Regions from separate parts of the Homo sapiens genome. Here all the other regions are linked to region 3. The links are chromatin loops, found by intact Hi-C in ENCODE. Cell type or tissue: PC-9. All regions are shown on one strand. Each heading gives the region's core, and the rest is flanking DNA. Links, peaks and the distances in the headings are about the cores only.

Region 1 (10,014 bases), core at 1,433-9,432, 56 kb before region 3:
CCTGAGTTACTTGACTTAGAATAATAGTCTCCAATCTCAGTCAGGTGGCTGCAAATGCATTAATTCATTCCTTTTTATGGCTGAGTAGTATTCCATCATATATGTATATATACACCACAGTTTATCCATCCACTCGCGGATTGATGGGAATTTGGGTTGGTTCCACGATTTTGAAATTGCAAATTGTGCTGCTATAAACATGCGTGTGCAAGTATCTTTTTTGTATAATGACTTTTTTTCTCTGGGTAGATACCCAGTAGTGGGATAGCTGGATCAAATGCTAGTTCCACTTTTATTTCCTTAAGGAATCTTCACACTGTTTTCCACAGCAGCTGTACTAGTTTACATTCCCACCAGCAGTGTAGAAGTGTTCTCTGGTCACCATGTCCACGCCAACATCTACTGTTTTTTGATTATGGCCATTCTTGCAGGAGTAAGGTTGTATCGCATTGTTGTTTTGATTTGCATTTCCCTGATCATTAGTGATGTTCAGCATTTTTTCATATGTTTATTGGCCACTTGTATATCTTCTTTTGGGAATTGTCTATTCATGTCCTTAGCCTGCTTTTTGATGAGATTGGTTTTTTCTTATTCATTTGTTTGAATTCATTGTAGATTCTGTATATTAGTCCTTTGTCAGATGTACAGATCGTGAAGATTTTCTCCCACTCTGTGGGTTGTCTGTATACTCTACTGACTGTCCCTTTTGCCATGCAAAAGCTCTTTAGTTTAAATCCCAGCTATTTATCTTTGTTTTCTATTGCATTTGCTTTTGGGTTCTTGGTCATGAAATCCTTGCCTAAGCCAATGTCTGGAAGGATTTTTCCAATATTATCTTCTAAAAGTTTTATAGTTTCAGGTCTCAGGTTTAAGTCCATAATCCATCTTGGTTCAATTTTTGTATAAGGTGAGAGATGAAGATCCAGTTTCATTCTCCTACATGTGGCTAGTCAATTATTCCAGCAACATTTGTTGAAAAGGGTGTCCTTTTCCCACTTTGTTTTGTTTGCTTTGTTGAAGATCAGTTGGCTGTAAGTATTTGGGCTTATTTATGGGTTCTCTGTTTTGTTCCATTGGTCTATGTGCCAATTTTTAGTACCATCCTGTTTTGGTGACTATGTCCTTATAGTATAGTTTGAAATCAAGTATTGTGATGCCTCTAGATTTGTTCCTATAGCTTAGGCTTGCTTTGGCTATCAGGGCTCTTTTTTGGTTCTATATGAATTTTATAATTGTTTTCTGTAATTCTGTGAAAAATAATGTGGTATTTTGGTGGGGATTGTGTTGAATTTGCAGATCACTTTTGGCAGTATGGTCATTTTCACAATATTGGTTCTATCCATCCTTGAGCATGGGTTGTGTTTCCATTTGTTTGTGTCATCTATGATTTCTTTGAGCAGTGTTTTGTAGTTTTCCTTGCAGTGGTCCTTCACCTCCTTCCTTAGGTATATTTTTAAGTGCTTTTGTTATTATTGTTGTTTGTTTTTGTTTGTTTGTTTTTGCAGCTATTGTAAAAGGGGTTGAATTCTTGATTTGATTCTTTGTTGGTCGCTGTTGGTGTATAGAAGAGCTACTGATTTGTGTATGTTAATCTTGTATCCGGAAACTTTGCTGAATTCTTTTATGAGTTCTAGGAGCTTTCTGGAGGAGTCTTTAGGGTTTTCAAGGCAAACGATCATATTGTCAGCAAAGAGTAACAATGTTTGACTTCCTTTTTACCAGTTTGGATGCCCTTTATTTCTTTCTCTTGTCTGATTGCTCTGGCTAGGACTTCCAGTACTATGTTGAAGAGGAGTGGTGAGAGTGGGCATCCTTGTCTTTTTCCAGTTCTCAAAAGGGATGCTTTGAACTTTTTCTCATTCAGTATTATGTGGGCTGTGGGTTTGTCACAGAAGGCTTTTATTACATTGAGCTCATGTCCATTGTGTGCCAGTTTGGCTGAGAGTTTTAATTATAAAGAGAAGCTGGATTTTGTCCAATGCTTTATCTGCATCTATTGAGATGATCGTGTAATTTTTGTTTTTAATACTGTTTATGTGATGTATCACATTTATTGACTTGCATATGTTAAACTAGCCCTTCATCCCTGGTATGAAACCCACTTGGTCATGGTGGATTATCTTTTTGATATGCTGTTGGATTCAGTTAGCTAGTATTTTGTTAAGGATTTTAGCATCTGTGTTCATCAGGGATATCGGTCTGTAGTTCTCTTTTTTGATTATGTCCTTTTCTGGTTTTGGTATTAGGGTGATGCTGGCTTATGGAATGAATTACTGAGGGCTCCCTCTTTCTCTATCTTGTGGAATAGTGTCAAAATGATTGGTACCAATTCTTCTTTGAATGTCTGGTAGAATTCTGCTGTGAATCTGCCTGGTCCTGGAATTTTTTTTTTTTTTTGGTAATTTTTAAATGACCATTTCAATCTTGCTGCTTGTTATTGGTCTGTTCAGGATATCTAATTCTTCCTGACTTAAGCCAGGAGGGTTGTATTTTTCTGGGAATTTATCTATTTTTTTCTAGGTTTTCTAGTTTATGTGCATAAAGGTGTTCATAGTAGCCTTGAATGATCTTCTGTATTTCTGTGGTGTCAGTTGTAATATCTCCCGTTCCATTTCTTAATGAGGTTATTTGGATTTTCTCCCTTCTTTTCTTGGTTAATCTTGCTAATGGTCTATCAATTTTATTTATCTTTTCAAAGAACCAGCTTTTTGTTTCATTTATCTTTTGTATTTTTGCTTGTTTGTTCATTTGAATTTCATTTAGTTCTGCTCTGATCTTTGTTATTTCCCTTTTTCTGCTGGGTTTGGGTTTGGTTTGTTCTTATTTCTCTAGTTCCTTGAGGTGTGACCTTAGATTGTCAGTTTGTGCTCTTTCAGTCTTTTTGATGTAGGCATTTAGGGCTATGAACTTTCCTCTTATCACCACCTTTGCTGTATCCCAGAGGTTTTGATAGGTTGTGTCATTATTGTCGTTCAGTTCAAAGAAATTTTTAATTTCTATCTTGATTTCATTTTTGACCTAATGATCACTCAGGAGCAGGTTATTTAATTTCCATGTATTTGCATAGTTTTGAAGGTTCCTTTTGGAGTTGATTTCCAGTTTTATTCCACTGTGGTCTGAGAGAGTGCTTGATACAATTTCAATTTTCTTAAATTTATCGAGGTGCGTTTTGTGGCCTATCATATGGCCTATCTTGGAGAAAGTTTTATGCGCTGTTGAATAGAATGTGTATTCTGCAGTTGTTCAATGAAATGTTTTGTATATATCGGTTAAGTCGATTTGTTCCAAGGTATAGTTTAAATACATTGTTTCTTTATGACTTTCTGTCTTGATAACCTTTCTAGTGCTGTCAGTGGAGTACAGAAGTCCCCCATTATTATTGTATTGCTGTCTATCTCATTTCTTAGGTCTAGTAGTAATTGTTTTATAAATTTGGGAGCTCCAGCATTAGGTGCATATGTGTTTAGGATTGTGATATTTTCCTGTTGGACAAGGCCTTTACCATTATATATAATGTCCCTCTTTTTCTCTTTTGACTGCTTTTGCTTTAAAGTTTGCTTTGTCTGATATAAGAATAGTTACCCCTTCTCACTTTTGGTGTCCATTTGCATGAAATGCATTTTTCTACCCTTTACTTTAAGTTTATGTGAGTCCTTATGTGTCGTAAGTCTCCTGAAGGCAGTAGATGGTTGGTGAGTTCTCATCCATTCTGCAGTTCTTTTAAGTGGAGCATTTAGGCCATTTACATTCAACGTTAGTATTGAGATGTGAGGTATCATCACATTTATTGTGCTGTTTGTTGCCTGTGTACCTTGATTTCTTTTGTTTGTTTGTTTTTGCTTTTAAATTGTATTTTTGTTTTATAGGTCCTATGTGATTTATGCTTTAAAAAGGTTCTGTTTTGATGTGTTCCCAGGATTTGTTTCAAGACTTAGAGCTCCTTTTAGCAGTTCTTGTAGTGGTGGCTTGTTAGTGGCAAATTCTCTCAGCATTTGTTTGTCTGAAAAATACTGTATCTTTCCTTCATATATGATGCTTAGTTTCACTGAATACAAAATTCTTGGCTGATAAAATTGTTTTGTTTGAGGAGATAGGGCCCCAATCTCTTTTAGCTTGTAAGGTTTCTGCTGAGAAATCTGCTGTCAATCTGATAGGTTTTCCTTTATAGGTTACCTGGAGCTTTTGTCTCACAGCTCTTAAGATTCTTTCCCTCATCTTAACTTTAGATAACCTGATGACAATGTGCCTAGGCAATGATCTTTTTGTGATGACTTTCCGAGGTGTTCTTTGTGCTTCTTACATTTGGATGTCTAGGTCTCTAGCAAGGCTGGGGAAGTTTTCCTCTATCATTCCCCCAAATATGTTTTCCAAAGTTTTAGATTACTCTTCTTCCTCAGGAACACCGATTATTCTTAGGTTTGGTCTTTTAACATAATCTCAGACTTCTTGGAGGCTTTGTTCATGTTTTCTTATTCTATTTTCTTTGTCTTTGTTAGATTGGGTTAATTTGGAGACCTTGTCTTCAAGCTCTGAATTCCTTTCTTCTACTTGTTCAATTCTATTGCTGAGACTTTCCAGATCATTTTGGATTTCTATAAGTGTGTCCAATTTTTCCTGAAATTTTCATTGTTTTTTTCTTTATGCTCTCTATTTCCTTGTGTATTAGGGTTCTCTTAGAGGGAGAGAAGTAATAGAATATATATATATACATACATACACACACATATACATATATCAGACTTGTGGGCAGGAAGCATATAGCATGGGAGAAAGATGTCGGCTGGGAGCCTAGACCTGTCTCTCTTTTTCACATTTTTCTGCTCAGTTTATATTCACTGGCAGCTGATTAGATTATGCCTACCAGATGAAGTGTGGATCTGCCTTCCCCAGTCCACGGACTCAAATGTTAATCTCTTTTGGCAACACCTTCACAGACACACCCAGGATCAATACTTTGTATCCTTCAATCCAATCAAGTTGACACTCAGTATTAACCATCACAAGTCCATCCCTTGTCAACTTGAACCCATATACATATCCTGTGATAATACATAGTCTTCAGATAAAGACAATGATAAGGTCATAATTATGCCTAACATAAGACAACTATCCTTCGTACAACCAGAAACCCACCAATCCTCAACTCAAATACTATTACATAAAGTTAATGATACTTAAATGCTGATATGAAGTCAATAAATCTTATGTCACATGATAAAGGAGAAAGGAAATAAAATTAAGATATTTTCTTAGTAAAAGTGTATACATGCACAAACATGTTTAACAAAAGAAGGAGAAAATACTCATGACAATTACAGTCCTCATTTCTGCAGCTGGTCACGTGGTCATAGCTGGTATTGATGACTACCTTCTTCTACTACCCATTCTGTATTCCCTTTGCTTTCAGCAAGCACCTCAGCAGGTTGAGGTTTTTTCCTGGTGGAGTGACCCAAACCTTCATTCCTGAAGGGTCTGGGTCATTTGTAGTCCTGCCTGGATTGGGCTATTGTAGTTTCCCATTGATCTTAATCACAGGGCATGATAACACTAAGATGCCCTAGTTCATCTCCTGTATTCCGTAAGTACTATTCCTTACCTCCATTGTGGAGTAGTAGACTGATTTCATCTTGATAGTCTGGGTCAATCACCCCAGCCAACACTGTAACTCCCTTCTTAGCCTATTGACTTAAAGGTAGGAGGAGCCCAAAGTGGCAATATTAACTTCCAGTTTAATTGAATTGTTGTGTCTCCAGGTGGCAGCATTCCTCCCTCTGGAACTAAGACCTCTAGGCCAGCAGAACGTAATGTCGCGGGAACAGGAAACAAAAATTTTGCTAGTGAGTCACTAGGGGTAATGGTGAGTGGTGCCACTTCCACTTCCACCCCTTCATTCCTGGACCCATAAATCCTGGTTATGGGAGGAACAGTATCACATATTAGACACTGATTCAGAGCATACACAGCCTTCTGGAGGACTTTGCCCCAGCCCTGCAAAGTATTGTCTCCTAGTTGGCATTGTAATTATGACTTCAAAAGCCCATTCCAGCTATCAATCCTGCTGCTCAGGATGATGGGGAACATGGTGAGACCAGTGAATTCTATGAGCATGAGTCTACTGCCAAATGCAATGAGTGTCTTGGTCAGAGGCAATGCTGTGTGGAATACCACAGTGGTGGATAAGGCATTCCGTGAGCCCACAGTTGGTAGTCCTGGCTGAAGCACTGCGTGGAGGATAGGCAAACCCATATCCAGAGTAAGTGTCTATTCTGGTGAGGACAAACCTCTGCCCTTTCCATGATGGAAGAGGTCCAATATAATCAACCAGCCACCAGGTAGCTGGCTGATCACCCCGAGGAATGGTGCCATATTGAGGGCTCAGTGTTGGTCTCTGCTGCTGGCAAATTGGGTTCTCAGCAGTGGCTGCAGCCAGGTCAGCCTTGGTGAGTGGAAGTCCATGTTGCTGAGCCCATGTGTAACCTCCATCCCTGCCACTATGGCCACTTTGTTCATGGGCCCACTGGGCAATGACAGGGGCGGCTGGGGAAAGAGGCTGAGTGGTGTCCACAGAACAGGCCATCCTATCCATTTGATTATTAAACTCCTCCTTCAGTGAGGTCACCCATTGGTAAGCACTCATATGGGATACAAATATCTTCAGTTTTTGACCACTGACAGAGGTCCATTCACATACTTCTTCCCCAAATTTCTTTGTCACCAATTTTCCAATCATGCTTCTTCCAATTCCCTGACCATCCAGCCAAACCATTGGCTACAGCCCATGAATCAGTATATAATCACACCTCTGGCCATTTCTTCTTCCATGCAAAGTGCACAACCAGGTACATTGCTCAAAATTCTGCCCACTGGGAAGATTTCCCTTCACTGCTGTCCTTCAGGGATGTCCTAGAAAGGGGCTATAGGGCTGCAGCTCTTCACTTTTGGGTGGTGCCTGCATATCGTGCAGAACCATCTGTGAACCAGGCCCTAGTCTTCTCTCCCTCTGTCAACTTATCATAGGGAACTCCTTATGAGGCCATCAGTGCAGGCTGGGGGAGAGAAGGCAGGGGGGAAGGAGTGAAGACCATGGGCTTTTGAGTCACTTCCTCATGTAACTTACTTGTGCCTTCAGGACCTGCTCGAGCCTGATCACATATATACCACTTTCATTTGATGATGGAATGCTGCTGTGCATGACCTACTTTATGTCTAGATGGGTTAGAAAGCACCCAGTTCATGAAAGGCAATTCAGGTTGCATGGTGACTTGATGGCCCATAGTCAAACGTTCAGTTTCCACCAAAGCCCAGTAGCAGGCCAAGAGCTCTCTCAAAAGGAGAGTAGTTATCTGCAGAAGATGGAAGGGGCTTGCTCAAAATCCTAGAGGCCTCTGCTGTGATTCACCTATGGGAGCCTGCCAAAGGCTCCAAACAGCATCCATATCTGCCACTGACACCTCAAGCACCATTGGATCTCCTGGATCATATGCCCCAAGTGGCAGAGCATCTTGCACAGCAGCCTAGACCTCTTGCAGAGTCTCCTCCTGTTCTGGAATCCCTCTCAAAATTGGCAGCATTTCGGGTCACTTGATAAATGGGCTGGAATAACACACCCAAATGAGGAATGTGTTGTCTCCAAAATCTAAATAGGCTCACTAGGTATTGTGTCTCTTTCTTGGTTGTAGGAGGGATCAAATGCAGCAATGTATCCTTTATCTTAGAAGGAATATCTCAACAGACCCCACACCAGTGGACCCCTAGAAATTTTACTGAGGTAGAAGGTCACTGAATTTTAGTCAGATTTATTTCCCAACCTCTGGCATGCAAATGTCTCACCAATAAGTCCAGTGTGTTTGCTACTTCTTGCTCACTGGATCCAATCAGCATAATGTCATCAATGTAATGGACCAGTGTGATATCTTGCCAAAGCAAAAAGTGATCAAAATCTCTCTGAGAAAGCTATTAGAGATTGTGAAGAATAATTTCTATCTCCGCCCTGGGGTCATTGTCAGGTAAAGATGGTAAAGCCTATTGCTAGTCAAGTATTGAGGGTATGGGTGTGTGTATATATACTTAAGGCTGAGGAGGTGAAGGTGTGAAGGAAGACTCCTCAAATGGGAATATATTTTAATTCCTAGAACAGTTTTGAACTACTACCTTGGTGAAGACTTAGTTATTTGAGAAATTTAAAATTACGGTGCTCCATGGCTTAGGCTAACGACTCTAGAGAATCTTCCAGATTTGATATTTGAGCTTTGTGCTCTTCTTACCTAAGAGTGTTGAGAAAATAGAGATAAAACGGGATGCTCAAGGTTTGTTACAATGTAAAAACCATGGTAGGGTGTGGGCGGTGGGACCTTGGTAAGTATTCTGTGATCTCAGATGAGCTTTTTGACAATTGAAATTTCTCAGAATAATGACAAGTTTTCGTATTTGTTGAGCCAGGGATGGAAAAATAACTATAGTTACTAATAAGGACTGTGCAAGGAGTTTGGACACCAGGGAAGTAACACTTTTGCCACAAATATTTTTCCTAGCATATCCCAGAGAACTCATTTGCCAGAGCTCTTGAAAATGAGTCTTGCTGATTGTTTTGCTTTATTTTAATTTAATGCTACATATTAAGTTACGGACTTGTCTATTCCAGGGATCTGGATCTGAAGAAGCCAATTTATCAGAGGACTGTAGCCTATGGCCACTTTGGTAGGGACAGCTTCCCATGGGAAGTGCCCAAAAAGCTTAAATATTGAAAGTGTTAGCCTTTTCTCCCCAGACTTGTTGGCATAGGATACAGAGAAGCCTTCAAGCTCTGAGGGAAAGGGCCCTCCTTCCTAAATTTTCCTGTCCTCTTTCAGCTCCTGATCCGTTGCAGTCACTCTAGTCAATGACATGAATTTTAGCTTTTGTGGGGGACTGTAAGTTGGGCTTGCTATTCTGTCCCTAGGTGTTTTGTTCACCATTATAATGAATTTAGTGAGCATAGGTGATCCATGTAACTGCCTAGAAACAACACTGTAGTAAATAATGCTTTGAAATTGAACCTTTGTGCCCTATCACCCAATGCTCCAAAGTCATAATTGCATTGACTTTCCCACCAGATGCTGAAAATGTCCTTGTAATACGCACGTAAAGTACTTGTAGTTCCACTTATAGCCTCTGTCTGGCAATGCCACAGCCCTGTCAGCATGAATTTGTAATGTCTTGAGCTCTATTATGAATGTGAAGCCTTCCCCTTATCCTCCCTGTAACTTGATCCATTTCTAATTATGTAGCTCTTTGTCAGGGAGTGTTCCCTATCCAATCAATCTTGCATGTAACGCAAGTTCCCAGTTGGAGCTGCAGCCTAACATCAAAAAAGGCAGTTACCATTAAACCATCTCCCTGGTGCTTATGCTCTTCATTGCCACCTCTAACAGTACCAAATCAAAATCTCTCCACTTCCAACTGTCTTTTGGAGGATGTAGGTAATAAGGTTTTAATTTAGTAAACCAATCCTATGCATGGTTTCAGCAGTAGCCAAACGTCACCAACTCCTAGTTCTAGAAAAACAGGCACTTGGCAGCCTTGTGATATCATACAGAGAAGTCACAGGGCAGTACCTGAGGGTCTGTAGGTTACACACTTTGGTACCAGATAACTTTTTTTTTCTTTATAAGAAAGCCTGAGTACTCCACACTGCACAATAACTCCTCCCAGTGTTTTAACTTTGTTTTATTTTCAAAACCAGGTCCAATGAGCTTTCTGAACAGCTGGTGTAGCTACAGAGAAACCAGCTTCCTTCAGAGAGCAGTGTTTTTGGTGGGGAGGAGGAAATCCCTTCATACTTGAACATTTTCTAATTGCTTATTGTATTCTGGGGTATGGCGTAAGTACAGAGAAGCCATCACCTCAGATGGCAGCTTTTAAAAGATTTCTTTTTTCTCTCAACACCATGATTCCTTTAACAACATGTTTCCAGCATTCCCAGGTAGGCCAAGGTGTCCTACAGAAAAACCTTGGGTTAGACCTACAGGGGATCTG
Region 2 (10,014 bases), core at 1,340-9,339, 980 kb before region 3:
TTGTTCACTGACGTGCATTTTGTTCACTGCTGTGCCCATTTTCTCACAGTGCCTAGCCCAAATATTTCATGACTGTTTACTAAAGGTGTATTTCTGATTCTATGTAAGTGAACAGAGATGTGATGAGAGGATAAAGGGGAAATGCACCCCCTCAAAAAGCTTATTACTTCACAAGGTATCCCATGTTGAGATAAACGCAGAGTAAACCTCATGCCTAAATATGTCCTGTTTCCTCAAAGAGGCCTGCCTAGTACCAGGGTGCCTTGTGAAAGGTTCAGATAAGCAATTTAATGCAAATCATAAAATGCAAACCCACTTCTTTCTGGGATGGTAATGTTGTAGCACCCTAAAAGAGAGAGCGTTTGAATTATTTTGGAGAATATTCTGCTTCAAGGACCTAGAGTCATAACTCACACAAAAAAGTCAAGATTTAAATATAAAACAGGGGCTCAAGAGTGAGCCATGTTGAGATTGTATATCAGTTTTCTCTTGCCCTGATTTGAAAATCTTTCACTGTTTAAATCTGTTGATTTCTAAATTGTAACTATAATGCCGGGACAGGAGATGGGACCCCTAGTTTTTATTTAGCACTTGACTGAAATGTAACATGACTTCAAGATTCTTTTATATTAAAAAAAAAGTCAGCTATTGTTCATCTCCAGTGAAATGAATAAAACTTAGATGACAGGGACTTAAAGGTAGACAAAAAGATGTAGGACAGAGCCAAGGAATTTAAACAATTTTCAGAGTTCAGGGAAAATGATAAAATCTCTTAATCTAGAGATATTTAAGAAGAAGGCAGGGATCTTTTCTCTAAAATTGGGGGAGCAAAGGGTACTTCTTCGTGAACAACGGTATCCATCTAGTCTTTTTTGTACTACAATAAGAATAGCAAGACCGTGCTTCAGGAAAGCTGTCCAGTGTAAACAGGCCCCGCCTTGGAGTTCATTGAGGACAGGTCTCTTTCTACAGAGGAGACCCAAGTGAAACTCTCTTGCTCTGGTGTTCTAGAAACTCAGTGGTGAAGGCTGATCTGTGATTCTTCCCCAGATTCCTCGAATTCATGGGGGTTAAGGCCTAAGATTTAACATGCTCTTAACCTTGTTAACAAAGGTGCCTTCGTATTGAGGAGACATTAAAACTTAGCCACATAAATATATCTTGTCTCCTCCAGTGTTAAAAAAACAAAAAACAAAACTACTATAAGCTGGGTGGAATCATGGTAAACAAAGCATTTTCCATTGCTTCAAGCACAGCAAATAGAATCTCTACCGATAGTGCTTCTCCTTAGTTTCACCAGGGACATTAGATTCATAGTGGTTCATTTCAAAACCATGCTTCCTCTTTCAGAGACTGTTTTGTCACCTGCAGGCTGAAGCGTTCTCCTTAGCTGAAGATGCAAGCTTGCCCTACAGAATGTTTGGTAATCAGGGTGGGAAGGGAGGGAAACATTTGCACGTGGCATTCCCTGAAATAGGGTTGTAATAGCTACTTGAGAGGAGAAAACCTAGGTTTTTCTTGAGATTCCCAGGGCAGAGACAGCAGTGATGAGGTGTCACATTATAAACAGCCAGGCTTTCCCACTTGGCCCTAGCTTTGGAAGCATTTTTTTTTCATCTCAGTTGGAATAAGGATATTCAGGGCCAGAGTCAGAGAAATGCAGCTACAAAGGACAAGGATGGGGGTAGGGATGAGAAGAGGCTGAACAGCTGTGGGCAGTGTCTCTGAAGATGAAGAGGCCTCCCAACCTGTTCAGGGCCTGGAGCTGAGGACAGGAAACGAAACAGTTGGTTTCAATGAAGAGCCCCTGGAGGAGAGAGATCCCAGACTGGCTGATGGATCCACTCTTGCCCTGCCTCCCTGTGGGATTCAGGAGGGTGAGCTGAGGATCCTGTCTGCGTGAGCACTGCTCCTGGTACCCTGCACACCTCCACCTTTGCCATTCTCACGTAGAATCATGGAGGTGTGCCAGCTGAGGATCTGAGAGTTTCAGTCACTTCCCCAAGGGCACATAGCGAGTAGGTGGACTCCAGAATCTTCCGCAGATTGTACTGTTCCTTCTGTGAATAGTGTTTATCTTTGTTCCTCCCTTTCCCATGAGTTTTGGATAGAGACTATCACCCATATTGAGGAGGATTTGGGTATTTGATTTACCGACACATGCATGTTGTGACCCCACAGAACCTTCTGGTGGGTGCCTGGAGTTACGAAGAGAGGAGCTGCCATTTTCTTTGCCCCGAGGAGCTGGCTCGGTGACCTCCTTCAGTCATGGAAAGTCCCTTCCCCAGATAGAGTCCAGCATTCCACTGGCTTCTCCTGCTGCTAAAATAAAACCGGGCGAATCCCTCAGTAAACCGTGGAGCATAAAGAGGTGGGGCTGCTTCTCCAGCATTTGTCAGGGGTGTGAAGAGGTCATTTTTTATGTGCACAGCTTTGCTTCTCTGGCTGCTACACCTCTGTCCTGCTCCAGCTGAACTGCTCTTATTACTTCTGTGCTTACTTTGCCAAGAGCCTCTTCACAGTGACTGCTTTTCTCCGGTTACGCTCCTGTTGAACCCGGCTTTCTCAGTCACTCTTCCTTTCCCTTTTAAAGAGTGAAGTCCATGAACCCAGGCAAGAGTTAGCATAGACACTGTCCTACAGAAATGGCTCGTTAAGCTCTTTAAGCTCTCTGTGCTCCCCTCTGCCCCAGCCCTTGTGTAAATCCTACAGATGCAGCTGAATGACTTTATGTCCTCCAACCGTGAGACTGGCGCTGTGGAAAGAATTAGCAACATGTACATTTAGAACTGATATTTGTAAAAACAAGCTTGGTCTGGATTTTCGGTACTGTTGCAGGAACAAAACTGACCACAGTGTGTGCGTTTGTAGCACAAGACAGACGTGATCAGAAAACAGTGAAGGCTTCAGCAGCACAGTCCACCCTTTCCTCCAGGGCCCTTTCCCCATTTCCGCTCACATCTTCCCAAACAAGCTACCAAACAGGTTATGCATCTGAAAATTTATTCGCTTCAGCCACAGGGCGACTTGAATGGACTTTGTTGTTCACATTTCCTCCCTTGGTCTTCTGTGGATTAGAAACCATAGTGCGTTAAGATAAAGAAATTAGGTCAAACTAGCCATAGTGAAACAGGTTCAAATTTTTATTTTTTTTTATTTTTTAAGAGATGGGGTCTCACTCTGTCATCCAGGCTGGAGTGCAGGGGCACAATCATAGTTCACTGCGGCGTCAATCTCCTGGGCTCAAGTGATCCTCCTGCCTCAGCCTCCCAAAGTGTTGGGATTACAGGCGTGAGCCACTGTGCCCTGCCAAAAAGTTTTTTACATGTTGGATTAACACAACCATTTAATTGGTGGCCTTCATATGGTCAATGGAAGCCAACACTGCTTAAAGAATAAGGAATAACAGAAGGCTAAGTACACATTTGGGGACTTTAAAAAAATCACAAAATATTTCATTGAAAGCAACTTTGTGTTTTTAAAATCAGGAAAAGCTTGCTGTTCAAACTTCTAAAATGGGTTTTTGAACACAATGCAAATAGTTTAGAGAAAGAATAATAATTTAAAAAAATGCCTGATCCATTTCTCTAACGAATGATCAGGAAAGCAGAGGCAAGAGGTGACTTTAATTTCACAAGCAAATACATACGCATGTGCACATTTATACGTCTATTTTCTGATTACGTCATACTCCAGGCAACAAGGGGGCCTGGTCAATGTAGAACTTCTCAGACACAGAGCTGCCAGACAGTGTGAGAGTGGAACCCAGATGCTGAGCTTGCCAACACCTTACTGGGGAGAGAATGTCAGGTGCAACCGAGAGACAACATTAGATTAGCTGTGCACTTTGCAAGAAGAGGGGAAGAGGACAATACGTTCATCCTGAGAGCTGCTTCTGAGAACCTCAGGGAAGAAGTCTAGAACCCTGATCTACATAAAGTGACAGATGACGGACTCGCTGTGGAGGACTCCTGAAGTAGTGTCCCTGATTAGAATGCTGATTTCTTCCCCAAAGGTGATGTGGGCACAGAACTGAGCTGTGTGAATGGGAGGCCAAATAAGCTCTGCTGAATTTGCTCTGGCAGCCCAAGTCCTTAAGGTGAGGCCTGTCTGGCTGCTGCTGCTGTTACCAGTCTTTTAGTATGGTTAGTCATTTCTCTTGTTCCTGCTGCTGTTAAAAGAGCTTTTCCTGTTTTTCCTTCTGCCTTGAAGCTGGCCAGACATCTGTGGAGTGACAGGGCCTTTCCAAGAAGGCAGAGTCAGAGTGATGAGGTCCACACAGGTCAGTGAGATGAAGACACGAAGGAATATGTAAGCACCCAGGACTCGGTCCCAGTGACAGTTACTTGTTAAGAGGAATGTGTGACAAACCCCACTCCTGAGCCCTTCTGATGGCATCAGAAACCTGGGGGAAATATACAGAGTTTCTTCTGGGAGGTGACTAGCTGGTGCCATTAAAACATCTATCCCAGTAGGGCAGGGCCTGGGGTCACCTCCCCGCCATATTCTAAAGAATCACATCCTCTTGCTGGAGCAGCAGGTGTTGCAGAGGTGTGAAGGGGGCCAACACAGTTTCTGGGCAGGAAGTCCAAGCTGCTGGCCTTTCTGGGCAGGGTGACAACTGGAGGGAAGTGTGCAGCAGCATTCTGCCATTGCTGGCAAGTCTCCGTGAGGGTGGGAGGGACCCCAAGATGGTGAGTTGACTTGGATGCAGTGCCTATCCCTGTTGCACTCCCAAAGCTGCAGATGGAAGGAGCAAGTGTTTCTCAGCTCCTCAGGTTTGCGTCTGTCCTCAAAACATGGCTCCCCTTCTGCCTCCTTTCTTGCAGGTTTAAATCTCCCGCAGCCCCTCTCCTTCCTGTGTGAATGCAGAGTTGGCTCTACAGAGGGTGAGTGGAGCATCTGGCAGTGGTTACTTTGCTGTGGTCACTGTAATTTTTGTGAAACAGCACCAAGATTGATCGCTCCCTCCCCTCTCTTAATGTTGGAGGTTCAGAAGACAGGGATCTGGTCTCTCCGAACCACATCAAGGTCATCATCCAAAGTTAACAAAACCTGAAGTGAGAGGGACAGAGAAATGAAAGGAATGGACAGTCACTGTCACACTAAGTCCTGTTTTCTCTCTGAGATGCACACAGACTGGAAACTGTTAGTTCCCTCTCATTCTCATGCCTTCTGCAGCTCTCTGCAATCCTTTGCTCTTAATAGGCACTTATTATAATTATACAATTCATTTGTCAATTAAATATTCATGAAGGTTTATGATGTGCTATTCCAGATGCTATGGAGATATAGTTGGTAATGAAAGAGACAAAAATCCCTATTCTCCATGTAGCTTACATTCTAAAGAGGGCTTTAGACGTGAAACAAATACATGAGTAAAATATAGCATGTTAGATAGTAATAAGTGCTAAGGATAGAAGTTAAATAAGGGAGGAAATACAGGAAGTATCAGGTGTGGGGAGGTAAAAAATTTTGATAGGGTGGCCTGGGAAGTCATTACTTAGGGGACATTTAGGTCAAGAGTCAAAGGAATAAAGTCCTGTTGGATAGAGTATTGCTATATAAGAAATGTACCCTCCTCCTCCATTTCTAGTTCATTTGACTACTACTGCCCCACGTGGAATCTTTAGTTCCACTTTTGCTGTCTCTGTCTCTCTCATGAAGGTGACGATCAAAAGTAAAAGACGTAAGGACTGTTTATACAGATTGGCCAAGCTTCCCAAACTGGCCACTAGAGGATAGCCCTGCTCCACTCTTGAAGTCATATGGCCTGCCTGAGCCCGCTTTGCGTGGAGCCCGGGCATCTAGTAGGTCTGGAGCCCGGGAGTCTAGTAGGGTTGTTAATTGTCAATTGAACCTGCCTACAGGCACCATGGACTTTTAATTGGGAAAAATCAAAGTTAGGATTAAAGGATGGAACTATAATCCAGGGTTGATATAAATACTCATGGCTTCTGAGAAAGGGTTGGGGCAAAAAAATAGAGAAACTACAGGAGAGATTTGGGACAGACTGGTCAGAAGGCAACAGACACGTGGCTGCTACCCCAAGCCACTTAAGGAATATGTAAAATATTTGTGAAATATTCAGGGAGACTGGAGGAGGAGGAGGAGGAGGAGGAATGTGAGTATGGCATAAGAAGGAATAACCCAATGTTATCGGAATTGCTAAAAGTGGTTCCTGGGGGAATTCTGGGCATGTGGGTCTAATAACCAATTCAGAACAAACGTGCTGTGCAACTTAGGGAAAGTAATTTTGTCCCTCTGTGTCTAAAGATATTGAAGAGTAAAAGAAAAACTAAAGATCTAACCAAAGGATATAAAATTTATGAAAGAAATAAGATGGTCTGTACATTGAATTACAAGGAGGAAATGGAAAGTAAAATTAGAGAGGAATATAAAAAAAAGTAAGGAAGAGCAGAAGAAAAAGAGAGTACAAGATGTAAAGAGAGAAGAAAGTCACAAAAAGATAGATATGAACTCACCAAGAATGAGAAAAACAGAGCAGTAGCAGAGAGGAAGTGCCAGATGTCATGGTCATCGAAGAAATCCAGCAGAATGCACTCGCGGTTCTTCTCCCGGGATTCGGCCGGAGTTCCCTGGAGGAAGGTGAGGCAGGACATGGGCAAGATTCCCACAGTTCAACTGTTCAAAGAGTTGAACGTCCAGAAAGCCACAAAAACGCTACTAGATGTCTGGTTCGAAAAGTTAGCTTCCAAGAAAACATCCATCCACACAAAAACCTGTACACAAAGACCTCAAAAGCACAGGCAACCAAAGCAAAAATAGAGAAGCGAGATTACATCAAGCTACGAAGCTTCTGCACAGCAAAGGAAATGACGAACAAAGTGAAGAGACAACCCACAGAATGGGAGAAAATATTTGCAAACTATCCATCTGACAAGAAATTAATAACCAGAATATATAAGGAGCTGAAAGAACTGTAAGGGAAAAAAAATCCAATTTAAAAATGGGCAAAAGATCTGAATAGACATTTCTCAAAAGAAGACATACAAATGGCAAACAGGCATATGAAAAGGTGCTCAACATCATTGATCATCAGAGAATGCAAATCAAAACTACAATGAGATATCATCTTACCCCTGTTAAAAAGGCTCGTATCAAAAAGACAGGCAATAACAGATGCTGGCGAGGATGTGGAGGAAAGGGAACTCTCACACACTGTTGGTGGGAATGTAAATTAGTACAGCCACTGTGGAGAACAGTTTGGAAGTTCCTCAAAAAACTAAAAATAGAGCTATGGCCGGGTGTGGTGGCTCACACCTGTAATCCCAGGACCATGGGAGGCAGAGGCAGGTGGATCGCCTAAGGTCAGGAGTTTGAGACCAGCCTGGCCAACATGGTGAAACCCCGTCTCTACTAAAAATACAAAAAAATTAGCTGGGCACGGTGGTGGGCGCCTGTAGTCCCAGCTACTCAGGAGGGTGAGGCAGGAGAATCACTTGAACCTGGGAGGTGGAGGTTGCAGTGAGCCGAGATTGCGCCATTGCACTCCAGCCTGGGAGACAGAGGGAGACCCCGTCCCCCCGCCCCCCCAAAAAAAAGAAAGAAAGAAAAAAATAGAGCTACCATATGATCCAGCAATTCTACTACTTGATATATATCCAAAAGAAAAGAAATCAGTATGTCAAAGAGTTATCTGCACTCCCATGTTTATTACAGCACTGTTCACAATAGGCAAAATATGGAATCGATCTAAGTGCCCATCAACAGAGGTATGGACAAAGACAATATGATACACATATCTACATAGACAATGTACATACACCTACAAACACAATAAAATACTATTCAGCCATAAAAAAGAATAAAATCCTGCCATTTGCAGCAACACGTATGGAACTCGAGGCCATTATGTTAAGTGAAATAAGTGAAGCACAAAATGACAAATATTGCATGTTCTCACTCATATGAGGCAGCTAGAAAAGTGGATCCCGTGAAGACAGAGAATAGTTTGGTGGTTACCAGAGTCCAGGAAGGGTGGGGGGAGAGGGAGATGAGGGGAAAAACCAAAGAATATACATGTATTTATGACCACTGAACTGCACATTTTAAAATGGTAACGATGGTAAATTTTATATGTATATTTTACCTCAAGGAAAAAACTTGTACACAAATATTCACAGCAGCATCACTCATAATGACACAAAAATAGAAACAATCCAACTGTCCATCAACTGATGAGCAGGTAGATAAAATGTGATATATCAGTACAACGGAATATTTTTCAGCAATGAATAGACATGAAGTACTATGTATGTTACAGCATGCTTGAACCTAGGACACATTAAGTGAAAGAAGCCAGACACAAAGGCCGTGTATTGTGTGATTCCATTTACATGAAATGTCCAGAATAAGCAAATATACAGAGACAAAAGGTAGATTTAGTAGTTGCTTAGGGGTAAGGGGTTAGCGAGAAATGAGGAGTGAATGCTGATGCATATGAGGTTTCTTTCCGGAGTGACAGAAATGTTCTAAAATCTATTGTGGTAACTGTTCTGATGGAATGCTAAGACTTCTTCCTGTTCTGTGCCTCAGATATACCACTAATTTCCTAGGCTTCGGCTCTGTTATCTATGGACTGGATGTAATGACACTCAGCTTGGGTATTTGTTGATGGATGGAGATTATGAGAAAGATGAGAAGATGAACTACTCAAGGCTTTTGACCGCGTTAAGCATCCACTGGGACCAGCGTCGTAATACAACATGCAATGAAGACCAAGTTTGCAATGTCTGTAGTACTTACAGATTTATAAAGTGCCACCCTGAGAATGATAACGCATGCAGTTATTGTGCATTTGTGTGCGGCTATTAAAAACCATCCCTGGTAGAGAAAACTTTCATTTTAGACACTGTGAAAACACATTAAGAGAGGGAGGTAGAAAGGCCAAAATGGCAAGTTGGAGAGAGAGGTTGTTTTTGGATAAGAAAACTGGCCTCTTACCTCCCAGCTGCTGAGATTCTGGAAGAAAAAATATAGGGCGGCAGCCCACATCACAGCGGTGGCCACGATGCAGAAGAGCGGGACTGGGAGGACCTTTTCAGAGCTGCGGAGCTGTGGGAGGAGAAGCAGATGCGGCCTCACGCGACCCCGCCTTCGCCTGCCCGAGGGCCCGAGGTAGCCGCTCCCGGCACCCGCTCTTACCTTCATGATGATGTAAAAGGCCAGGTACAGCAAAAGGTTACAGATGAAGATGCCCAGCATGTAGGAAGCAAAGTCCCTGGGGCGGTATATCAATCCAAAGAGGGCGCTGCAGGCGTGGGAGAAATGTGGGCAGCCGTGAAGGTGGATTTGTAACACTATTGGCTTTTCCAATCCCCCAGTCCCTTGAGGGGGAAGGGGCAGGTTCTTTTTTTTTTTTTAACTTTTATTTTTAGTTCATTTTATTTTTTTTTAAACTCTTACCTCTGATGGAACAGTAGATTTTTAAAAAAATACTTTAACATATAAGTATCTTTTTTTTTTTTTTTTTTTTTTTTTTTTTAAGAGTTGGGGTCTCATTCCCTCACTCAGGCTAGAGTGCAATGGCACCATCACGGCTCACTGCAACCTCCACATCCTGGACTCAAGCGATCCTTCCACTTCAACCTCTCTGGTATCCGGGACTACAGATGCATGCCACCACTTCCAGCTAACTTTTAAAATTTTTTTTGTAGAGGCAGGGTCTTGCTATGTTGCCCAGCCTGATGTTGGATTCATGGCCTCAAGCCATCCTTTTGCCTGAGCCTCCCAAAGCCCTGGGATTACAGCCGTGAGCCATGGTGCCTTGCCTATATAAGTAACTTTTAATTTAATACACTTTCTTCCAAGCATTCATTTCTAACAACCATGTAAAGTTCCCATAACTGAATGCAATGTAAACAATCATCTTTCCCCTTTTGTTGAAGTGTCTTCCCACATTCTTCGGTTTTTCACTATTATAAGAAACACTGCAATGAATAAATAAATACTTTCAGACATTGAGCTTATGTTTTTCATTTAAGATTAGTT
Region 3 (10,014 bases), core at 677-8,676:
TCAAAAAAAAAAAAAAAAGAGGTTTAATTTTGATGATTTACAGTGATATGTCTTCTGTTTCTACTCTTATTATTTAGTACATAGAGGCTAAAGAGACTCCCTGGCTCAATAGCAGTGTCGAGTTTTTTTCTTCTTTTCTTTCCTTCTTTAAAGTGATAGTTCATAGTTGGGTTGCCTTCTGGGATTTTTCCGTCTTTGTTTTTAAATGTATTTGATTGACATGCACTTAAAATTTTTGCACCTTTACTATATACCAGAATGATAAGAAGGATGCAAAATAATGTAACACTAATCCATGTTCTTAGAAGCTAAAGATCTGCTTAGGAGAACACGAACTTATGCGTGAAGTACAAAAAGATCAGAGGAGTGATGCTCTACAGAATTGCTTCTCAGAGAAGAGAGAGCCATCTGGGTTGGAGCATCGGGAAACCCTGTGGAGGAGGTGATGCAGGGCCTGGACACTGATGAATAAGCTGAATCTGGACACATGTAGCAAGGACCTGTGGAGAAACGGCCAAAGAAGTAACATGGTCCCAGCTGCCGGCTACTGAAAACACTGCGTGCTCCTGCCTTTCCCCCATCACACTAGCTGTTCCTCTTTCATGTCCTTTACTCTTTTTCTTCCTCTACCAGTCCCTAAGTAATTTCTTCTAGCCTTAGGCTTTAAATCAGGGGTGTCCAATCTTTTGGCTTCTCTGGGCCACACTGGAAGAAGAGGAATTGTCTTGGGCTACATATAAAATACACTAACGATAGCTGATAAGCTAAAAAAAAAAAAAAAAAAGTAAAAAAAAATCTCTATGTTTTAAGAAAGTTTACAAATTGTGTTGGGCTACATTGAAAGCCACCCTGGGCTGCATGCAGCCCATGGGCCACGGGTTGGGCAAGCTTGCTTTAAATAGCCTCTCGAATTTATAATTCCAGCCTCAGTCCTCCTCGAAGTCCAGACTCATGTATCTAACTGCTTGCTTGACATCTGTATCAGAGTGTCTGATGGGAATTTCAAACAAAACATTTGATTCTTTCTGCCCCAAACTGCTTCTGTCAGCTCTGTTTTCAAAATATATACCACATCGAGTGACTTTTCTGCACTTACCGTGCTTCTAGCACGCTGGTTCAATAGACTGCACCTTTCACTTGTACCACTACATTATCTTCCTCACCAGTTGGTTAACTGTTGTCATTCTTGCAGCCACACTCTATTCTCCAGGCAGCATTCCTAGCATTCCTGTTAAGTCACATATCAAGCTTTGCCACATCCTTGCTTAAAATCGGCCAACATTGCTCTTCTGGAACAAGCTTGTGAAATAGCCCGGGTGTCAGTGCCTGTGCACTCACCATTCCCTCTACTCTGAATGTTCTTCCCCTCCCCCAATACTTGAGTGACTTGCTTTCCATTCTCACTTAAAATCCTTTTCTTTGGATAAGGGTATCTAAAATGGCCTCTTCCCCTTCATCAACATTTACTCCCTCCCTTTAAAAAACAAAAAACAAAAAAACAACAAAAAAAACTCTTTCAAGTACGTATGTAGGCTTAGGTATTTTGTTTTTATTTTTATTGTCTGTTTCCCACCGTTGTAATGTAAGCTCCCGGGAGTCAGGGAATGTTCATTTATGTATCCCTAGTGAGTAGAATAGTGCCTTGCATTGAGTAAATATTTGTCGAATGAATGAGCTGCCATCCTGTTGGTTCACACTTTCTGATGTAAGGTGATATTCTGAGTGATGTGGTCAAGACCTGCCATGCAAGGTCAGTACAGTGAACCGACCACTAAAGGATAGGGCAATCCTAGCAGGACAGGTGCCGGGCCGAAATTGGGACTGGGAAAATGAGATACAACACTTGTCTGCCAGACAAGAGTATCTGGGACTCTAGGGGACTCCACAGCCAAAAGGACATACCAAGCAAGATCTTATAGGTGACACACAGTTGCTGCCATGGCAAGCCTCCTTCTGTGGAAAGCCTGCTCAAGGAATTGAAGAGGCAAATTCTCCAACAGAAATGAACTCTGTGCATACTGGCTGCAGCCATAGTCAGCACTGAACTTTTACATGCAGAGAAAGTTGGCAGCACTGCTGTGGAGAGTATAATATTTATCTTCTCCAATGGGCTGTGAACTTCTAGAGGGGAGAGTCTGCTTGGTTCTGTGTCATTCCCGGTGCTCAGTCTGCATTTTTGCCAAACATTTGAGAGAAGGATTGAAAAAAAGGAGAAAAAAATTATATCATCTTTATCTTCTTGGCCATACCTAAGGGCACGGAGAAAGGTACAATTGGAATGTTCTCCTTCAGATCCAATCGATGTAAATCTTTTGTATGCATTAAATAACCAATGATAAAGACTTTAAATCCACCCCTTCCAGACCCAAGCACTAGTCCCCCAAGCAGCAAATTCATATGCCCACAAGTTCACATCTTTTACATAAAATAACAACCAATAAATAATTGAACTTTAAATCATTCACTCTGGAGATTTAAAATGAATCTTTGGGCCATTCACACAGCTCCTTAATTTCTGCTAGGGCAAGATCTTTAATTTGTACTAGCTAGGAGATGGACATTTTCTTAATTAAGCAACCTGCTACAGGGACAAAAAGGTGCCTACAAGGTTTCCCCAGCAAACTCTAAGTAATTAAAAATAAATGCATAAAGAAAGAATATTAACAACTGTTCTCAAGAGCTTTGACCATTATCCCATTAGGTAACTTTTATTTTTAAAGTACACAGTTTCCTTCAATTTTGGATTAAACATGTGACTTTGTTGACATTTCATGGACAATACTAAGTGTTTCTTTTGGGGGTTACGCTTTCTCAGAACATCCCTGTGAGAAAGGAATAATACAGGGTGGTTGGAGGAGATTAGAAAATTCCAAGCAGCAGTTTCACATGACTAGCAAAATGAAGCTTGAAATAGCTTCGGAAGCTATGGCCTAATAAGATCCTGAAAAAACAGGGATCAAGAGGGCCAGGCGTGGTGGCTCATGCCTGTAATCCCAGCACTTTGGGAGGTGGAGGTGGGCAGATCACGAGGTCAGTAGATCGAGACCATCCTGGCTAACATGGTGAAACCCCGTCTCTACTAAAAATACAAAAAAAAATTAGCTGGGTGTGGTGGCGGGCGCCTGTAGTCCCAGCTACTCGGGAGGCTGAGGCAGGAGAATGGTGTGAACCCGGGAGCAGAGGTTGCAGTGAGCCGAGATCATACCACTGCACTCCAGCCTGGGGGACAGAGCGAGGCTCTGTCTCAAAAAAAAAGAGTAAAGAAAAAGCACCCAGGCTTATGCTTACAGCTTGTCTGCTGGGGATCCTGAACGATACACTGTGGGGGCCACATCCGTGACTAGCAATGACCCTTACTGGAACTATCAACAGGACCAGGTTGATCTAAGAAAAATCATATGGTGACTTGTTTGGTGGAGGGAATGAAACAATATACCACTAAGCCCGCGAACTGTAATAAAATAAGATAAATAAGAAAAGGATGAAAACTCAGCTTTGTTTCAGGGGCACCTTTGTGGAGGACCTAAGAACATATACTAACATTGATCTCAGTACTGACGCTGGCCAAATTTTTCTACAGACACACTTTATTAGCCAGTCAGCACCTGACATAAGAAGAACATTACAGAAATTGGCTTTGGAACTCTACACACCTATTAATGAAATGTTTGGTGTGGCTTTTGGGGTATTCAATAATAGGGACAGAGCTAAAATGGCTGAAATGACCCAGAATGGCAAAAAATGGGATAGACAGCCAGCCCAAATGATTAGCAGTCACTGTAAACAGTGCCCTGCAACCTCAGGGTCACCCAGGAAGACGCTTCACCGCAGACCAAACAGGCTCAACAGCAAACCTGCAGGCAACGGTTGCTGCTCCAAGTGTGAGAAGTCAGGACACTGGAGAAAGGACTGTCCCAGCCAAGGGAGCCCACCCAGACCCTGTCCTCACTGCAAGCAGGAGGGCCATTGGAAAAGGAATTGCTCTCAGCTCTGAAGGGAGAGGAGGCCACCCAGTGCCGTAATGGCCATAACTGAGACTGAAGGGGCTTGAGGTCCCTGGCAGCTCCCATAAAAGGCATGGTCAACACAATTGAGGAGACTCTTGACGTGGCAGATTAGAATATCCTTGAATTCATTCTTTTGACAGTGTCAAGAGCCTGGACACTGGCTGGGGTCAAGGTCCCACTGGCACCTGGGAAACCCCCAGCTCACTGGTATCACCTGGGCTGCAGCAGCACCCTGCATTAATAGTCATCTTTGGCTTTCTCTCTGACCTGGCAACTTATTTATTTAGTCTGTCCTACACTGAAAATACTGAGAAAGAGAAGAATTCTTTTTTCATTCTGAAGGACACAAATGCAGCCTAAGACTGAACATTTGATTGAGTTCTGCAAATGGGAAGGAAAAACACATAGCCTCCTCAGTGTGAGTATTGTCTGTGCTTCTGCCACAAAGGTGTGATAAAATGGCTCAGCTAATTTTCTTGCTGGGGATACTGATGATCACAGAGCAGGAGAGGTGGTTTCCCTCCAAAACCACACTGAACAGCATGCTGTTATCCCCTCCTTTTCTTTTTATTCTTGTTTCTTCTTAAGCAAATGCTTTTTTATTTTAGCAATAGAATTCAGTTCAGTAACATCTCTGAGTGTTACTTTGTGCAAGAGAACCAACGGCATGTGACAGAAACCCTGGTTTCTCTAGCGTGCCTGTCACAGCGTGTTACCCTGAGCCTTGGTCCCAGGTTGCTGAAGTCTTGGATTAGTGTGGGTCTGACCAGTTAGCACACTCCTTTTTGGATGCCTTCTTACATTCACTCCAGCTTTCATCAAATAACTATCCCCACCCTAGTTTCTCTAAAGCAGTTCTAGTTTGTACATTCTTTCCTTTCCTCCCCACAAATTACTACAAAACAAATGTCAGGTAGTTTCCTATCAATTAATTCCCAAATTAGCATTTCTAAAGTCTACTTTAACATTTTCTTCCTTTCACCTTTTTCTGACTCAACATCAATGTCTTCCTTTCAGATATCACCAACCCCCACCACCCTCCCCCAACCCCTAGCACTAATTGGTTAATTGTTTCTTCAGTTGCAGAAAAATAGAAAGATCTAAATGGAGGACTTACAAAATATGGAGCTCTTAAATAACGGACTTGAAATTGAGAATTATTACAAGCCATTAATCATTATAGATCTCCCCGGAAATGAATGAATGAGAATTTATCATTGCTCTTATTAGGTACGTGCCTCCAATACTTCTTCAGGAGGATTTTCTGAAGCCCCAGGTAAGCGTTTAGGCATTGAGATGAAAACAAGCATGAGAAGCCCCACTTTGCCAGTGTGTGTGTATGTATCTGTGTGTGAGAAGAGACTGGGGGAAGGAGTTGGGTGTGGGGTGGGGACTAACGGCGGCGGTGGAGTGTTAGGTCCTCTCTGGTGTGTGTGTTTAGTGCGCCATCTGGTGACTGAAGCTCACAGAGGGAAGAAAGCCTGAGGTCCTAGGAAGACAGGCACAACCCAGGGTTGGGGTGGCTCCTCATGGTCAATTCGGGGTTGCTAAAGTGGCTGTATTTCAGCTTTACCAGCGCACAGGTGACAAATGTTGTGCACATCATGGAGAGGTTTGTGTAAGTCATGACTTATTCAAGAAAAATAATAAAGGGCTTTAAGGACCTATTGAGAAAAGCAAAAAGTACAGTTACACAATTATCCCAGACAGTAGGACTCTAAAAGTGTAAGTACTCTGGTTGAACAAATAAATGAAACTCTTCTACGAATGTGGGAAATGCAAAAAGGAATTGAAGGAAGGGAAAAAACTGAAGGTATGAGTAGAAAATTAAAGAGAGAGGCAGGATAGCATCACGCTTTGTAGGCTGTTCTAAACCTGGGTTCAAATTTCAGAGCTACTGCTTACCTTTTGTGGGACAATAGGCAATTTATTTAAACTCACCAAGCCTCAGTTTGCTCATCTATAAAATGAGGATCATTCTGTTTACTTTCTAAGGATACTGTGAGGGTTAAATAAAAGAATTCACAAAAATACTAAGCCCAAAGCTTCACATGTAAATGCTCAATAAATGGTAGTTGTTATAAGCAGAGAGAAGAGAAGAGGAAATGAAAAGCCAGAAGGGAGAAAGCTCAGTAAGGATAGTGTAGGACGCCTTAGAAAATTATGAGAAAGGAAGTAACATCTAGGACCCTCCAACTTAGCACAAGGCTAGGTTGATCAACCCAACAGGTGAATACCACGAAGGCTGCAATCTATGACTCCAGTGGACAGAGGGTCTCTGCCTGAAGCCCACTTTTGTTATTATCCTTACAAGTGTCTGAGAGAATGCCACAGCAGGGCTGGCCATCCTTCTTGGTACCCCTGGGACTTCAAGGTGTGGCCGGGCAACTCTATAGTTAACCTCTATACAGGACTTTCTCAGTTCCATGCTCGTAGCTTATGTGAAAAAAGTCAAATGTGACCAGGGCAAGATGGGGCTGATCAAGGCATAACAACTAGGGATGAAGTTTGATCCAGTGAGGGACGCTATTAGCATGACTGAGCTGGCAAGGAGGTTTCTGAGAACCCTGGCTTGTCACTGTTGGTGGCAGTTAATAGTGACATGGAGAGTCAGCTCGCCCAGCATGGCCGGAAGAAATATCCACGTAACCTGAGACCCCTTCCTTCTCCATTGAATCCTTATGGCAGACTCAGGAGGTGGAATCCCAAAGCTGCCTCACTCTCTCTTTCAGAACCTGATAAGTCTACTTCTATGGATTGCCTAAAGCCCTTCAGACATCTAAAGTCTCTGCAGAGGAAAATATTGCACTACACACACACACACAAACACACACACTCGGGACCTCCAAGGGAGCCCTTAGTCTACCATCTGCAGCCAGAGCTTTGAAGCTAGAGATCATAATGCCTGTTCCCTGATGTAACAGTCAACTGCAATCTCGACTTGCAGCCATTGCCTGCATTTCTAACCTTTTACCAGCTTCCTTCCATGCCGAGGAGAAACTAGGACCAAGAACACAGTAATATGATCCCCAATTAGCATAAAATAAAAACAACCTAGTCATGTTTTCCATGGGCTTTTCCAACCTCAAACTAAAAGCACAAAGCAGGGAGAAAGATATAAGAATATACACATGGGACTATAAATACATATATACTGTCTGTGTCAGCACAGCCAAGCACCCTGACCCAAATGAGTATCTGTCTCTAAGAAAAGAATGTAGCCTGATGCAGAAATCTGAGAATTTTCTCCTTCCAAAGTACAGTGTAAGAACAGACTGGAAGAGAAGTTACCCCGATGACTTGGTTTGGAAGGGGTTAAGGCACCAGTCATCCTCTTCTAAAGTGATTTATGATGATGTGTGGAGTTTAAAAACTTTACCCCACCCCAAAGAACAGCCTTCTCACTCCTCACTGAGTCCACTCTGAACGTGCTAAAATGGGAAGGAGGCGGTGTTTTGCTGATCTGTTAAATTCTTAGTGAAGTTTCCTTGATTTCCAGTGGCTGCTGTTGTTTGAGTTTGGTTTGGAGCAAAACTGAGGTAGTCCTAACATTTCTGGGACTGAATCCAGGCAAGAGAAAGAAGAAAAAGAAGAAGAAAAAGAGGAGGAAAAAGGTAGGGAGAAATAAAGGGAGGAGAGAAGCACAGTGAAAGAAAAAAAAAGTCCCTTTTCGACATCACATTCCTGTGTTTTCCCTCAGCCTGGAAAACATATTAATCCCAGTGCTTTTACGCCCGGAAACAAAGAGACTAAGCCAGACTATGGGGGAAAGGGAGATAAGAAGGATCCTGGAACTTTAAAGAGGGAAAGAGTGAGATTCAGAAATCGCCAGGACTGGACTTTAAGGGACGTCCTGTGTCAGCACAAGGGACTGGCACACACAGACACACGAGACCGAGGAGAAACTGCAGACAAATGGAGATACAAAGACTTAGAAGGACAGCTCCTTTCACCTCATCCTACTTGTCCAGAAGGTAAAAAGACACAGCCAGAAAGAAAAGGCATCGGCTCAGCTCTCAGATCAGGACAGGCTGTGGATCTGTGGCGGTACTCTGAAAGCTGGAGCTGCAGCACACCCCTTTTGTATTGCTCACCCTCGGTAAAGAGAGAGAGGGCTGGGAGGAAAAGTAGTTCATCTAGGAAACTGTCCTGGGAACCAAACTTCTGATTTCTTTTGCAACCCTCTGCATTCCATCTCTATGAGCCACCATGTAAGTGTGTAATCTTTTCTGTCTTTGATCTGTTTATTTGTTTCTTTATTGCTTATTTTGAAGGAATGAAATGTGAATGTTGTCATAATTAATATGCTAGTTTGCATTTTCTTTGGAGCATCCAGAGCATTAGTTGAAACAGTACAAGCATGCTGACTGGGAAACTGAATTGGATTTCCTGCTTAATGTAACTGTCTCTGTTAAACACTAACAAATTATAGGGGATTGAAAGTAACAGGATCTCATCCCATTTTCCATCTCCTGACCTCCCTCCTTCTCTCTAACCAACCTTTTCCCCTCCCCTTGGCTGAGATACAGAAAAAGAAAATGACCAGCTCTGTTTCCAGATAAATAATTTTCTTTCTTTTTTCCCCCTCCCCTTTGTTTTATGACCTCCGTGCATCGCAAAGTGGATTACACAATGACATGGAGAATGGGACCCCGTTTCACTATGCTGTTGGCCATGTGGCTAGTGTGTGGATCAGAACCCCACCCCCATGCCACTATTAGAGGCAGCCACGGAGGACGGAAAGTGCCTTTGGTTTCTCCGGACAGCAGTAGGCCAGCTCGGTTTCTGAGGCACACTGGGAGGTCTCGCGGAATTGAGAGATCCACTCTGGAGGAACCAAACCTTCAGCCTCTCCAGAGAAGGAGGAGTGTGCCCGTGTTGAGACTAGCTCGCCCAACAGAGCCGCCAGCCCGCTCGGACATCAATGGGGCCGCCGTGAGACCTGAGCAAAGACCAGCAGCCAGGGGCTCTCCGCGTGAGATGATCAGAGATGAGGGGTCCTCAGCTCGGTCAAGAATGTTGCGTTTCCCTTCGGGGTCCAGCTCTCCCAACATCCTTGCCAGCTTTGCAGGGAAGAACAGAGTATGGGTCATCTCAGCCCCTCATGCCTCGGAAGGCTACTACCGCCTCATGATGAGCCTGCTGAAGGACGATGTGTACTGTGAGCTGGCGGAGAGGCACATCCAACAGATTGTGCTCTTCCACCAGGCAGGTGAGGAAGGAGGCAAGGTGAGAAGGATCACCAGCGAGGGCCAGATCCTGGAGCAGCCCCTGGACCCTAGCCTCATCCCTAAGCTGATGAGCTTCCTGAAGCTGGAGAAGGGCAAGTTTGGCATGGTGCTGCTGAAGAAGACGCTGCAGGTGGAGGAGCGCTATCCATATCCCGTTAGGCTGGAAGCCATGTACGAGGTCATCGACCAAGGCCCCATCCGTAGGATCGAGAAGATCAGGCAGAAGGGCTTTGTCCAGAAATGTAAGGCCTCTGGTGTAGAGGGCCAGGTGGTGGCGGAGGGGAATGACGGTGGAGGGGGAGCAGGAAGGCCAAGCCTGGGCAGCGAGAAGAAGAAAGAGGACCCAAGGAGAGCACAAGTCCCACCAACCAGAGAGAGTCGGGTGAAGGTCCTGAGAAAACTGGCCGCCACTGCACCAGCTTTGCCCCAACCTCCCTCAACCCCCAGAGCCACCACCCTTCCTCCTGCCCCAGCCACAACAGTGACTCGGTCCACGTCCCGGGCGGTAACAGTTGCTGCAAGACCTATGACCACCACTGCCTTTCCCACCACGCAGAGGCCCTGGACCCCCTCACCCTCCCACAGGCCCCCTACAACCACTGAGGTGATCACTGCCAGGAGACCCTCAGTTTCAGAGAATCTTTACCCTCCATCCCGGAAGGATCAGCACAGGGAGAGGCCACAGACAACCAGGAGGCCCAGCAAGGCCACCAGCTTGGAGAGCTTCACAAATGCCCCTCCCACCACCATCTCAGAACCCAGCACAAGGGCTGCTG

Evidence for each region. Peaks named below come from ENCODE experiments on the same cell type or tissue, not always from the same donor. Only the 100,000 strongest peaks of a DNase experiment are listed, where the experiment ranks them.
Region 1: it touches region 3 in a loop (17-fold over the local background); 18 of 110 quality-filtered maps call a loop at or near these places.
Region 2: it touches region 3 in a loop (5-fold over the local background); 5 of 110 quality-filtered maps call a loop at or near these places.

Annotation. Positions count from the first base shown.
Region 1 is chr3:112,695,638-112,705,651 of GRCh38, reverse strand. It overlaps the pseudogene MAT2AP1. Among named protein-coding and RNA genes, the nearest start is that of MIR9900, 36 kb to the left of the region's middle. In PC-9, for the core only: no CTCF peak of the experiment used is centred there; a DNase peak (open chromatin) is centred at 5,861.
Region 2 is chr3:113,622,687-113,632,700 of GRCh38, reverse strand. It overlaps SIDT1 (SID1 transmembrane family member 1), which reads right to left. Exons shown (of 25, transcript NM_017699.3): 22 at 9,169-9,274; 23 at 8,968-9,078; 24 at 6,486-6,599; 25 at 3,126-5,055. The coding sequence ends at 4,993. It overlaps LOC124909410 (a long non-coding RNA gene), which reads left to right and starts at 9,268. Exons shown (of 2, transcript XR_007096007.1): 1 at 9,268-10,014. RefSeq lists a silencer at 5,648-5,747. In PC-9, for the core only: a CTCF peak has its summit at 5,745 (motif pointing right); no DNase peak of the experiment used is centred there.
Region 3 is chr3:112,638,531-112,648,544 of GRCh38, reverse strand. It overlaps CCDC80 (coiled-coil domain containing 80), which reads left to right and starts at 7,402. Exons shown (of 8, transcript NM_199511.3): 1 at 7,402-8,218; 2 at 8,629-10,014. The coding sequence starts at 8,640. In PC-9, for the core only: a CTCF peak has its summit at 5,449 (motif pointing left); DNase peaks (open chromatin) are centred at 1,244, 1,694, 7,444, 8,144 and 2 weaker places; H3K4me3 peaks cover 3,691 bases; H3K27ac peaks cover 5,420 bases.